Regions from separate parts of the Homo sapiens genome. Here region 1 is linked to region 2. Evidence: chromatin loops called from intact Hi-C (ENCODE). Cell type or tissue: GM12878. All regions are shown on one strand. Links, peaks and the distances in the headings refer to the core of each region. The heading gives the core; the rest is flanking DNA.

Region 1 (6,181 bases), core at 444-5,443, 110 kb before region 2:
ACATATATACATATATACACATATATGTATATGTGTGTGTGTGTGTGTGTATGTTCTTTCTCCTTCCTGACATGCTAATGTAATGGTTGGAGCTGTAATAGCCATGTGGATCATGAGATGACCTTTGTACTGGAAGCCCTGTTCAGTGGAACAACAAGATAATGTATTTTATCAAATCAAACATACTAATTTAAGGCACATCATTATTCTATGTACCACACAAAAAGAAAGTGCTACCAACTAAATTAGAACACAGTGTTTTCTTGTCCCTTAGATTTTTAAATTTCAGTTACTGGAAAATCTCTTTTACACTTATTTAAGCACAGACTTTTGTTATTGAATCACTCTTGTGTGTACACATAAAAAGGAAACTATGTGCTAAATAAATTGTTTCAAGTACTGCTAGAACTTCTTCAGATTCAAATTTCAACTCTTCTAAATCACTTCTGTACTCAGAATCATTGATATCTCTTAATATCGTCCTCTGTGCCATCAAGCGTGCTGGTGACGCAGTATTTTTTAAGAGTACACTTCTAATATCTCCAGGATTTTTTCTTAGCCAATGATATCATTTTGTCGAGTTTTGCAGTGCATCCTCAGGCAATGACAGGTATGGCTGACAGTGATTGTAAGATACATCCCAATTTAATGTTAAAATGTAAAGAAAAAAAATGTGCCTCTTGGAATCCATGAAATGTGATTGAAAGCTCTTCCACAGTAGCCCTGAACTGTTTTCTTCCATAGTTCTTTCATACATGAAAAAGAAAACCTATCTTTTTTAAGACTCTACTTTTCTGGTCTTTGTTACTACTCATAACCTAACCCAAACCAAACGGTCACATGATTCCTAAAAATATGATAGCCATTAGTACTTTCCTTTCTTACTATACCTCATCCCACTCCTATAGCTCCCTTGACTAGTGAATCAAGGTGTAAATTTCTTTCCTTTTACCTTTCAGGTGTCCTCACACTTTGCTAATATGATTACTCTCATTTCACCTTTCCTTTCAGCTTTCCTGAGGCAAATTCTCCATCAATATTTCTCTGAACCTGAACTCAGGACTGCAATAACAACAGCAACAACAGCAACATCAAATTATTTGTAAAACAAAAATTGTTATTTTAAAATCTGAAACATAGTATCACTTTCAAGGTTACAGACAATGCTTTTCTCTACTAAATACTTGATTAGATATGTCTCTCAGGCTTGTGAAAAGAAACTGTAATTGCTTGTAAATGAAAAGCAAAATTAAAGGAGAATTTAAAAATCAGAAATGTAGAGCAAATTTCCAGGTTAGAGAAGATTCAGGAGAAATTAATGGGTGCTTTGTACTGCTTGTCACACACATTTCTAAGAAAAAAAAAACTTTTCCTTTTTCTGGAAAATGAAGTACAAGTTGTCAGCGACAACCATCTATTAAGAAACTTCCTTTTGTGATAGAGTGAGGGTTTTTTCCCCAGAGGTAAATTATTCAACACAGTTAATTTGAATCCGTGTTTGAGTCTGAGATGAAGTTATCAATTTTACCATTTTCCCTCAGTCCCGATACTATCATTGCCTGAGACTTTGGTACCCACAGCAACAGCCACTGTTTCGGACATCATTCCCCCAAGCAATAGAGCACAACGAATGACTGACAAGCATCCAGTTGTATGTCTCAGGATGGTATTTTTCAGGGCTGGAAGACTGAGGCACAACTCACTCTCAAGTATTGAAAGTCAGGCTCTCAAAGAATTGGGAAGGCTGTGTGTATGTGGGAATGTGGCCCACCTGTAAGAAGTTTGCTCACTCCTTTTGAGAGGAATGTGGCAAGGGAGGGTGGGAAAATGAGGAGACTTGCAGCGATGGATAAGGTCAAGACATTGAAAAGTGCCAGTGGGGCCAGCTTGGTCTAAATGTTTCTCATGTTTTTCCCACAGTTGCCCCACATATTCAAAAGGCTGTTTGTGGACCCTAAAACTGAACCAAAAGGAGGGGATTTAGGACATTCATGTTTTTGTTGCAGTGGAACAAGAATAGAAACAATTGAGCTGCCGCTTTACCTAGACTTCCCAGCCAGGGATTCTGAAAGAAAAGCTGTGAAATGTGACACTACAAGTAGTGGCATGTGATAGGCGCTGGAGTGTAATCACAATCCTCTTTGAGTCTTGCAGGTGAGGAAATCCTGCTTTTCCGGGTAAAATAAAAGGATGTAGTTCTAAGTAGACTTCTCTGCATTATCCTGGGGTGTCTCTGAATCACAGGAAAGGGAAAAATGGAATAAAGAGGGGGCCTTGTGGCCAAGATGGAACAAGTCTGACGTCAGCTGTAGATCTCAGTAAAGAGACCACAACAGGGAATGTATAGATTACAGTACACTGTGCATGGTAAACGTACAGGGCTTCTCTGTCCAGGCTTTGAGATGAGCTAGATTTGCAGATAGAGCATGTGTGTTTTGTAGCCACCCCATTTACCTGCTGTGCTTGAAGAGAAGCCACTGACAGTGAAGACATGTGGTGGATGGATGGTGCACTCTGGGGATTTCCAGCCCTAAGGCCTTCTTAGGTATTCAGTGCCAACTCAGGCAACAGTGTGACTGTCTGCTTCAGGGAGAGTACCTGAACAGAGGGGTTCAAGTGTACAGGTGTTGGCTGCCTTCCTGTGAGGTGCCCTACTACCTCATATAGTCTGTTACTTATTCTGAAGGCTTCTTTCATAAGAGAAGGATTTTGGCTGAGGTTTAGAAGCTGTCCCCACCCTAGGCTGGAAGGCACACCTGTAATTAGGAGAGAGACTCCAGTGATCAGGGCTGTCTTTAAGAGTGTTGGGGGATTTCCCTCCCTTCCAGGGCTGGTTATTTGGCTAGATTCCCAGTCTACCCACACAATCTTCTTTAACCCGTTGATATACTTGCAGGGTAACAGAAAGAAAAAGGAACATGGCATCAGAAGATCGAGGTTCATGTCCAGATTCCACAACTTCTTGCCTGTATGGCCTCCCTTTTTGTCACTAATAAAGTCATGATACTTGTCCTTCCTTCTTCCTGAGATTCTTGTAAAAACAAAGTACAACAATGTAAATAAAAGGACTTGGACTTGCAAAGTGCCATTTTAGTTTGTCAGCCCCTTGGCTATGGGGAAGCCAGCTTAAGGCTCCCACTACAACTGTCACCCAAAGTGAGCTTGCCAAAGAAGTACCCTGCTGTGCTGTCACCCAGAGCCCCCACTTGCTACTCAGAATCCACAAACATTAACATTGGCATATTTTAATAAACTACAAGTTTTCATGTAAAGTTGAAGACCCTTTGTTTATTTTAATCCTTGCCCAATCCCATTTCCTTCACTTCTTCCCCAGAGGCAACCACTATGATGAATTCCAGACCACGTTTTACACTTTACCGTGCCCATGCACCCACAGCCACCAGGGCCCAAGAGTGACCACCCCACCCCATCCCACCCCACATACCCTGGTAGTTTACAAAGGGAAGACTAATGTGTTTTCCAGGGGCCCATAAAATACCATTCCACTCCACCCCTGCAAATCCTGAGCTGCATGCAGATGGGGCAGGGGTGGGTGGAGAGACTGCTGGATACCTACTTTAAACCTGCATGGGGATTTGCCCTGATTCCTAAAAGGTGAGAGTTGCAGGTGTATCAAATGGACACCTTTATTGCTTTGAGAACCAGATAACTTTTTTGCTAACAATGGTAAAACTGAAAGATAAAACTGAAGAGAACGTTCTGAAAGGGCAACATGCACGCCCCGCCTAGTGGCCTGACCCAGGGAAGGGACCCCGTGGCTGTGGGGCCCATCTGGGCTCAAGTCTCTTTGACGCGGCCGCCCAGGGTGAGCTTGTCGAACAGGTACTCAGCCAGGCCGGCTTCCGGGGAACAAATCTTGCGCAGGTTGCTCACGTAGCCACCCAGCTCTTTGATGGTCTTGACTTGCTCGTGCAGGTAGTGGCTCTCCAGGAAGTGGCACAGCTGGGGGTCGCCCTTCTCCACGGCCAGCTGGTACAGATCCAGCAGGCTCTGGTTGACGTTCTTCTCCAGGTGGAAGGCGGACTCCATGGCCACGAGCCCGCTCTCCCAGCCTTGGCACTCTGGCTTCCTGATATCGTGAAGGCAGATGTGGCCACCGCGCAGGTTCTGCAGCCTCATCAGCTTCTGGGCATGCTCCATTTTGTCGTCCGACAGGCGCAGGAAGTAGCGGAAGAAGTTCTCCAGGGCCACGTCGTCCCGGTTGAAGTAGAAGGCCATAGACAGGTACAGGTAGGAGGTGTAGAGCTCCAGCGTGATGTGGCTGTTGATGGCGGCGTCGCAGTTGGTGTCGTACTTCTGGCGCACCTGCGACGGCTGGGCGGTGGCCATGGCGGGCAGCGCAAGTGCAGGCGAGCACACGGGCGAAGTCGGTGCGGTAGCGAGGGCAGCAGCTGAGGTGACAAGAATGGCGGATAGTGAAAGGCGGGTGTGCGATGAAACCGGAAGTGGGCAGTGGAAGTGGGCAGTGGCGACCGTTAGGGAGGAGCGCGCTCTGTCGGTGGGGGGAGGGGCGGCGGGGGACAGAGTTGCGGGGCAAGGGGGTGGGGGCACAAGCGCTGACTTCCGTCGGAAATCCCGGCCACTTGGCGCTGAATGTTTCAAGACCATCTTTTAAAAATAACTGCTCTAGGCCGGGCACGGTAGCTCACGCGTGTAATCCCAGCACTTTGGGAGGCCGGGGCGGGCGGATCACGAGGTCAGGACATGGAGACCAACCTGACCAACATGGTGAAACCCCGTCTCTACTAAAAATACAAAAAAAATTAGCCAGGCATGCTGGCGCGCGCACCTGTAGTCCCAGCTACTCGGGAGGCTGAGGCAGGAGAATTGCTTGAACCCAAGAGGCGGAGGTTGCAGTGAGCTGGGATTGTGCCGTTACACGCCAGCCTGGGCAACAGAGCAAGACTTGTGTCAAACAACAACAACAAACTGCACTATTGAGATACAATTCCTCTGCCATAAAATTCACCCTCTGAAACATTTCCATGGTTTTTAGTATATTCATGAAGTTGTGTAACTATCACCCCATCACCAAAAATCTAATTTCAGAACGTTTTCCTTATTCCAAAATGAAATCCCCTACCCATGAGTAGTTACTGCCCATCTCGCCTTCCTCACTGGCCCGACAACCACAAATGAAATCTCTGTTTCTAGAGATTTGCTTACTCTGGACATTTCAAATAAATCATACTATATGCGGCCTTTATATGGCCTCTTTCATTTAGCATAATGTCTTTAACTTTTGTCTTTTTTATGGCTGAATTATATTTCATTGTATGGATATACCACATTTTATTTACTCATTCATCAGTCGATGGGCATTTGAGTTGTTTCCATTTTGTGACTATTATGACTAATGCAGCTATGAGGATTTTTATAATAGACATATGTTTTCAACTCCCTTGGGTATATACCTGGGACTAGAATTGCTGGGTCATATGTTAAGACTCTGTTTAACATTTTGAGGAACTGCTAGACTGTTTTCCAAAGTCCCCTCATCATTTTACATGCCCACTAACAATGTATGAAGGTTCCAACACTGTCATTGTCTTTGTTGTTTTTCTAGTGGATGTAAAGTGGTATCTCACTGTGGTTTTGATTTGCATTTCCATAATGGCTATTGATGTTGAGCATCTTTTCATAGTCATTTGTATCTTCTTTGGAGAAAACTCTATTCAAGTCTTTTGTCCATTTTAAAATTGGGTTATTTGTACTTTTATTGCTGAGTTTTAAGAGTTCTATATATATTATGTGTGCCAGTCCTTTTTCAGATATATGATTTGCAAATATTTTCTCTCATTCTGTTTTTTTTTTCACTTTCTTAATGGTGTCCTTTGAAGCACAAAGTTCTTAATTATGTTCAATTTTTCTGTTTTTCTCTTGTCACTTGTGCTTTTAGTGTCCTATCTAAGAAACCATTGCCTAATTCAAGGTCATAAACATTTATGTCCAGGTTTTCTTTGAATAATTTTACAGTTTTAGCTTTTACATTTAAGTTTCTAACTCATTTTGAGTTAATTTTTGTATATGATATGAGGTCATTGTCCAATTTCATTCCTTTGTGTGTGGATATCCAGTTGTCCTAGCACCATTTGTTGAGAAGACCATTCTTTCTCCACTAGATGGTCTTGGCACACTTGTCAAAAATCAATTGACCATA
Region 2 (6,181 bases), core at 758-5,757:
TAAGTACACCAAGAAAAGTAGGCATATAAATCCAAAATACTTTAATACCATTTTATACAGAAAATCTTATACAGAGCTTTAATTCTTTGCCTCAAGGATAATTCCATGTTATTTTTCTTATTAATATCAGTGGCGCCTATCACAGCATGCATAAGCACAAGAACTTACAATAACCAGAAATCTTAAAAAATATACACTAAAAGAGACATTTATTAAACCAGAAAATGAGCCAAAAGGGAGTACTGGTCAGAGATGAATCATTTAAAAACCAAGAATTAGTGAAAATACAAAGCCACTTAGTCCACAAACAAAACTAAGTGCAAAGCCTTCTAAAACACTTCCAAAAGAAGGTAATAATACTGTTCCCCGCTTCCCACTTCCTAAACACAAAACCATATACCCAGAAGGATTACTTACTATAAGAGTTAATGACCTACTTGGTCAATTCCATCCCACCCACCACCACCTTCTCTTTTATGAAAACTCTATTAATTAAAAGCTGACATTCATTTAGGTTTCAATGCAGAATCGCTCAAAGAATATCGTTTGACTGGCTCACTTATGGACAGACAACGTAAAGGCCTATGTTAGCTTTAGTTTTAAAGTAATATGACAAACACAAGCAAATAAGAGTTTAGTCTAAGGAAAACCAAACGGTCTGTATCTCTGGAAACTTTCAAATTCTGTGATCCATATCAAATGGATCAAATATTGTAATCATCATAGGATTTGTTAACATTAGATACAAGTCTTGCAAAATGAAACACGTTAGGACCTGGCTCTTATGCCTGAATAGGATGGCTTTGTAATATATTTTATACAGTATTTATAATCCTATGAATAAATACTTTAAATACAATTACTGCTATTAAAGAAAACACAGACTTCAGTCTGCTAGATTTGTTTTCTTCCTCAAAATTAAAACTTCCCACTATTTCTGAATAATCTAACCAACTCTTCATAAAAAGGCAAATTGGGAGGTGTGTTTTAGTTGTTAGAAAATATTTTTAAATAAAAGATGTTATTAATTTTAAAGTCTTTCAACGTTTAAGACAGACAAAATCTTCTACTTAAAATAAGTTAATCTGATTGTCATAATGTTTTTCTCATTAGCTTACGTGTAGCTCCTTTTTGCCTTTCAAGGACTATTAATTACTCTTTGTTTATTATTTGGTGCTACTTTTATCTATGTATTTGTAACAACTGTTCTTTAGCATATTTGTCGTTTGGATTTCTTACTCGGTTAAACTTATTTCCACATAGAGTAAATCCATTCCCTTATCAGGATCCAATCAAGCTGAAACTGTAGTGTATCAACTCTTTAAAAGTTTCTTATTTATGAACGGTTGTAACTTCTATAACAGACTACCTGGGTTAGGAAACACAATTTCCAAGAGGCAGAGGACATAACTGAACCTAAATAACTCCCTAAGTTCTTTAAGCATGATGATTAAATAAATCAGATAATATACTACTTATAGCTACCATATCTCAAAATTAAGGGGCGCAATAACGAAGTTTTAAAAAGGAAAGCATAGCCTTCCACTTCCTTTAGGCCTATTAAAGACTGAAAATAAACCTCAATTAATAATATGCATTTATCACGACAGGGTTTTTAAAAAAGGATCTAGTTTAGATTAAATTATATGGTGGAACAATAAAAAAGATTTAATAAAAAGAAATTGAATTCTTACACAAGCTTATCTTCCGAATTGGTCATTTCCCCTTTATCCATAACAGAGCTGTCTGATTTTCAATAAATATTTTAATAAAGCATACTTTGAAATACCAAAAGTTTGTTATAACAACCCTACATAATGTAGTTTTAAAATAGGCACTTTGTTTGCTAATATAGAAATCACAGGCCCCAAAAAAGAGTTTTCTAGCATTATAAACTCTGAGATAAATCATCTGCTGGTATCTAAGCTCAGTATTATTAATACACACCAATAGTAATAACAAAGAAATACTTTCCTCCTAGAGCAAATGTATAATTGTTTATGAGCTGAATATTTAGCTTGGAGAGGAGAGCAAAGTGAGTTTAGTTCAAAATTTAGAAACCCTTGTATATAATGATTAGTCAAATAGCATGGCATAACCTGATAAACAGTCCGCACACCTCATTAAAATTATTCAACCAAACTCAGCATCATACTTTAAAACGAATTCTGCTGATTTTTAATAGTCCACTTATAACAGACCCTAAAGATTCTAAAAAGCATCGAATCTCAAGAAATATGGCTAAAGAATGTTATTATGTAATCAGAAGCTTCTTCCTTGCTTTTATATGAAGAAATATATAAACATGTCTCCCAGGAATACAGCTAAAACTCCAATAACTTCTTTGATTATAATTTGAATTCAAGCCAGGATTTCTGCTGGTTTGAATTTCACCTGGTGGAGGAACCAAAAAACCCACTCTGATTCTCCTGATCTGTGTAGATGGTACTTTCAAAGTCTCATCAAGAAAAGAAAAAAAAAAACTGAAATGAAGGAAGGGGAATTAATATGTCCATAAAACAAAACAAAACAAAAGAAAACAAACAAATAAACAGAACAAAAGAGAACCAAGCGAGCGAATGTGTTGGTGGTAGCAGCACCCTTCAGCAAAAAAAGTACTCACGCAGAATCTACTGGCCAGAAGTTGATCAGAGTAACGGGACTGCAAAACAAAAAATGAGGTGGTGAAGGAGACACACGCAAACTCAGCCGCAAAAAAATTTACTGAAAGGTCAAAATAAATAAAATCCAGCCAATTAAGTATGAACCATGGAAAGCAATAGCCAAACCAAGGTGTAAAGTGAATTAAAAGAAAAACACACAGTTGTGTGACTGCCATCAGAGTTAAGGCAAAAAAGAGGAGCAGGTTGAAAAGAGGTGAAGACGTCCCCTTTGATCTTGAGAATCATTACTACTTACTGTGAAGTAGTTTCCTGTGACTATATTTTCTTTTGAGTAGAAACAAGTGACTAGATATGACCACACAATGAGATACAAAAAGACACACATTTACTGATTTGTGAGAGAGGAAAATCAAAATGAAATACTGGAATCACTCATTTGTAAACAGTCCCATATTTCTTATAAGGCTTGTAAGGCAATTAGTGGCTGTATTGTGTTGTGGTTTTTTTTTTTTTTTCCCCCTGTGAGATAAAGTTTAACTTTTGGAAAAAGAAATTGTCAAGTGACGTGGGAAAGTGGCAACTGGACATCAGCTTATTTTTCTCTTTTCAGCTAATGTAAATAAAAAGAAAGAAATAGAAGAGACTGTTTGCATTTGGGAGTGAAGGAGGGTGTTCAGCTGAGAGGAGTTCAAATATACATCAAACAAGAGTGTGTTCTGCTTTTGCTACTACTCACGTTTCCATGTTGTCCCCCTCTAAGACAGTCTGCACTGGCAGGTAGCCCATTCGGGGATGCTTCGCAAAATACCTTTTGGTTCGAAATTTGTTTTTTAGTACCTTGGCAAAGTCTCGAACATCTTCTCCTGATGTAGTCTAAAAGGGAGATCATGGTGAGATCAGATTTAGGACAGGATGATTTCAAAACTAATGACCACTCCAGTCTTCTGCCCCATGACACTTGTTTTGTAATTAAGGAGAGTGTTGTGGTTGTGAGCAAAGGCTTTGGAATCAGACAAATGGGGCTCTGAAACCAGGCCTGGCATGTACTAATTTGGCTGAGTTATTTACTTCTCAGAGGCTCTGATCATCAGTAAAATGGGAGCAACAACACCTCAACACGTTGTTATGATAAATAAAAGAAACATACAAGCTTACTAGGCTACTCAATAAATGGTAGTTTATAGGTCTTAAGGTCAAAAAGGTGACATTAAATTTTACCACACTTTATGGTATTTTAAAAACTACTTAGTACAAAATGATAGCATGCTTCACCCACTAAATTTCGGTCTATTCATAGCATGGTACATTCTCAATCACTGACCATCTCTATAAGAGGAATAAAAGTGAGACAGGCAAATATCTGGGAGGATCACTCTGATGATGGAAGAGAGAGATGCTCTAAAGCAGAGCTTCTCATACTTTGTTGTGTATGGGAACCAGCTGCAGATCTCGCTAAAATGTGGGTTTTGATTTAGAGCATCAGGAGTTGGGGCCTGTGGTTTCACATTTCTAATAAAGACCAAGGTAATGCCAATAGACATATGATGATTAGTCAACAGACCGTATCTTGAATAGCAAGCATGCAAAGTTTAGAGAAGAGGAGACTGTAAGAATTAAAGAAAGAGAAGAGAAACACGAAGGGTGGCTCTACAGTCAACAGGGACAGGTTTATTTTAGAAAAAACAAACCTGAGAGGAGCCTGTCTTTAATTCTTAGGCAGATTTGTACTCAGGTCTGTCTGGCCACCAAGTCTACATCCTTGCCATTTCCCTAGTGATTTTTCACAGTTCTATTGGCCACTTAACATTTTCCTAAAATAACATCTTAGGAGATGGCTTCAACTCTTACTTATAGAACCTTGAGTAAATTATTTAACCTCAGGACCTCAGGGTCCTCATCTGTATAGAGGGGATAAAAATCATAGTACTTATTTTACACAGGGTAGTTTAAAAGGTAAATGCCTAGCATTTAGTAAGTGTTAGCATATAAAATGGATTTTTAAAATGTCACTAGTATACAGGACAGATAATAGGTGAGCAACATTGATTAAAAGTGGTAGTTTATGAATTTGGGGGAACCTAGAACCATCCCCCATACTCAACATGCCTCATGGCCATAAGATCGCCCCACACAACCTCTAAGGCTGTGCAAAATAAACGTGAAAACGTCTTCAATACAACCATGCACACAGAATGAAAACCCTATTTATTCATCCAACAATATTTATTGAGGGTCTATCATGTTCCATATGTGCCAGGCACTCCCCTAGGCACCAGGGATAGGGTAAATCCTGAAGCCTACAGTTGAGAGCCACTTTAGCTGGGGAACATCTGGGGAAGTGACAAATCACAGCATTATACATGATCTGCAGTATTGTACAAAACTGAAATTTATCCCAGGTGAACTAACTCTCACGTCAGGCTGGCGTCAAACTTACCGGAGTGCAATATTCCACCATGGGATAGTGCATTTTATGGCCTTTTGCAACTCGACCAGAAAAAAAGCAGCTTTGGCAGATGTCATAATTAAAGTGCTTTAGACTCCTGTACCTGATAAAGAGCAAAAACAAACACGTATGTATTTCTTCGAATCAAATTCCCAAAGAACACTCTTTAATAAACCTTCTACCACGTTCTAATTTGAGAAACAGAAAGCAATGTTCATTAGTCCCACAAGGTAAGTGATTAACTTTCTGCCTCCAGATTTTTCCGGTGCCTCTCCTACAGTACCAAAACATTTTGGCAGAAAGATTATCCTATAAACATATGGAAGGAGGGAAGAAAAACTCAGCTTTTATTTAAACTCCACTAGGAACTCTTTGAGATTAAGTAGGAAGGTACTGGAAAATTTCCAGTCTTTTGAAAACCAAATACTCAAATTTAAAAGAACTTCCAGGAGCGACAGACTTACGCTGTGCATGCCCCTTACCCATCATGGGACAAAAGTTTTCTGAAGCAATTATTTTCAAAACATTGTCAAGATAAAGCAATTTCACAAGACAAAAGAAATGTGAACAAGAACTTTCAATTAAAACAAGTCTCGCTTTAATAATGTTTTCTAATTGACTGATACGATTCATCTTCAAACAGTTACTCGAATGAACTCTTTTATCTCTATCTCTTCAGAAATCTCTCACCCCATTACCTACAAATGATAACTGAAGCCCCAAGAGAACATGAAATTTGGATTAGATGGAAGAATTTATAATCTGTAAATACTAGTTGGTACATTTCCTCCATTATCAGAATGCGATATTCTTTGTTTCATACTCTCCTGCCTTTTGCTTTCTCAGATAAGAACCTTAGCCAATTCAAATAAACATATTTCTTATGTCACATATGGGGAAGTGGGAAGGAAAGCTATCTTTTTTAGATTCCAGCCATCTTTCAAGAGGGGGACAGGAGGAATGAGAAGTGCTGGGTCCTAAAATAATATAATATGATAAGGGCAAAAGAATTGAAGGTGAAAGTGCTCTTTCAGATCCTCCAAGGCATTCTTCTTCTTTATTTTATAAAAATTTCCCTTGTATACAAAGCCCACTAGCTAAGGAAGCAGAG

Evidence for each region. A loop is a pair of places that touch in the nucleus more often than their neighbours do. Peaks named below come from ENCODE experiments on the same cell type or tissue, not always from the same donor. Only the 100,000 strongest peaks of a DNase experiment are listed, where the experiment ranks them.
Region 1: it touches region 2 in a loop (2.0-fold over the local background); 1 of 110 quality-filtered maps calls a loop at or near these places.

What each region holds. Positions count from the first base shown.
Region 1 is chrX:31,067,604-31,073,784 of GRCh38, forward strand. It overlaps FTHL17 (ferritin heavy chain like 17), which reads right to left and starts at 4,438. Exons shown (of 1, transcript NM_031894.3): 1 at 3,630-4,438. The coding sequence starts at 4,350. The coding sequence ends at 3,799. In GM12878, for the core only: no CTCF peak of the experiment used is centred there; a DNase peak (open chromatin) is centred at 2,808; H3K27ac peaks cover 894 bases.
Region 2 is chrX:31,175,309-31,181,489 of GRCh38, forward strand. It overlaps DMD (dystrophin), which reads right to left. Exons shown (of 79, transcript NM_004006.3): 69 at 5,062-5,173; 70 at 3,361-3,497; 71 at 2,624-2,662. Among named protein-coding and RNA genes, the nearest start is that of FTHL17, 110 kb to the left of the region's middle. In GM12878, for the core only: no CTCF peak of the experiment used is centred there; DNase peaks (open chromatin) are centred at 2,953, 3,616 and 4,133; H3K27ac peaks cover 854 bases.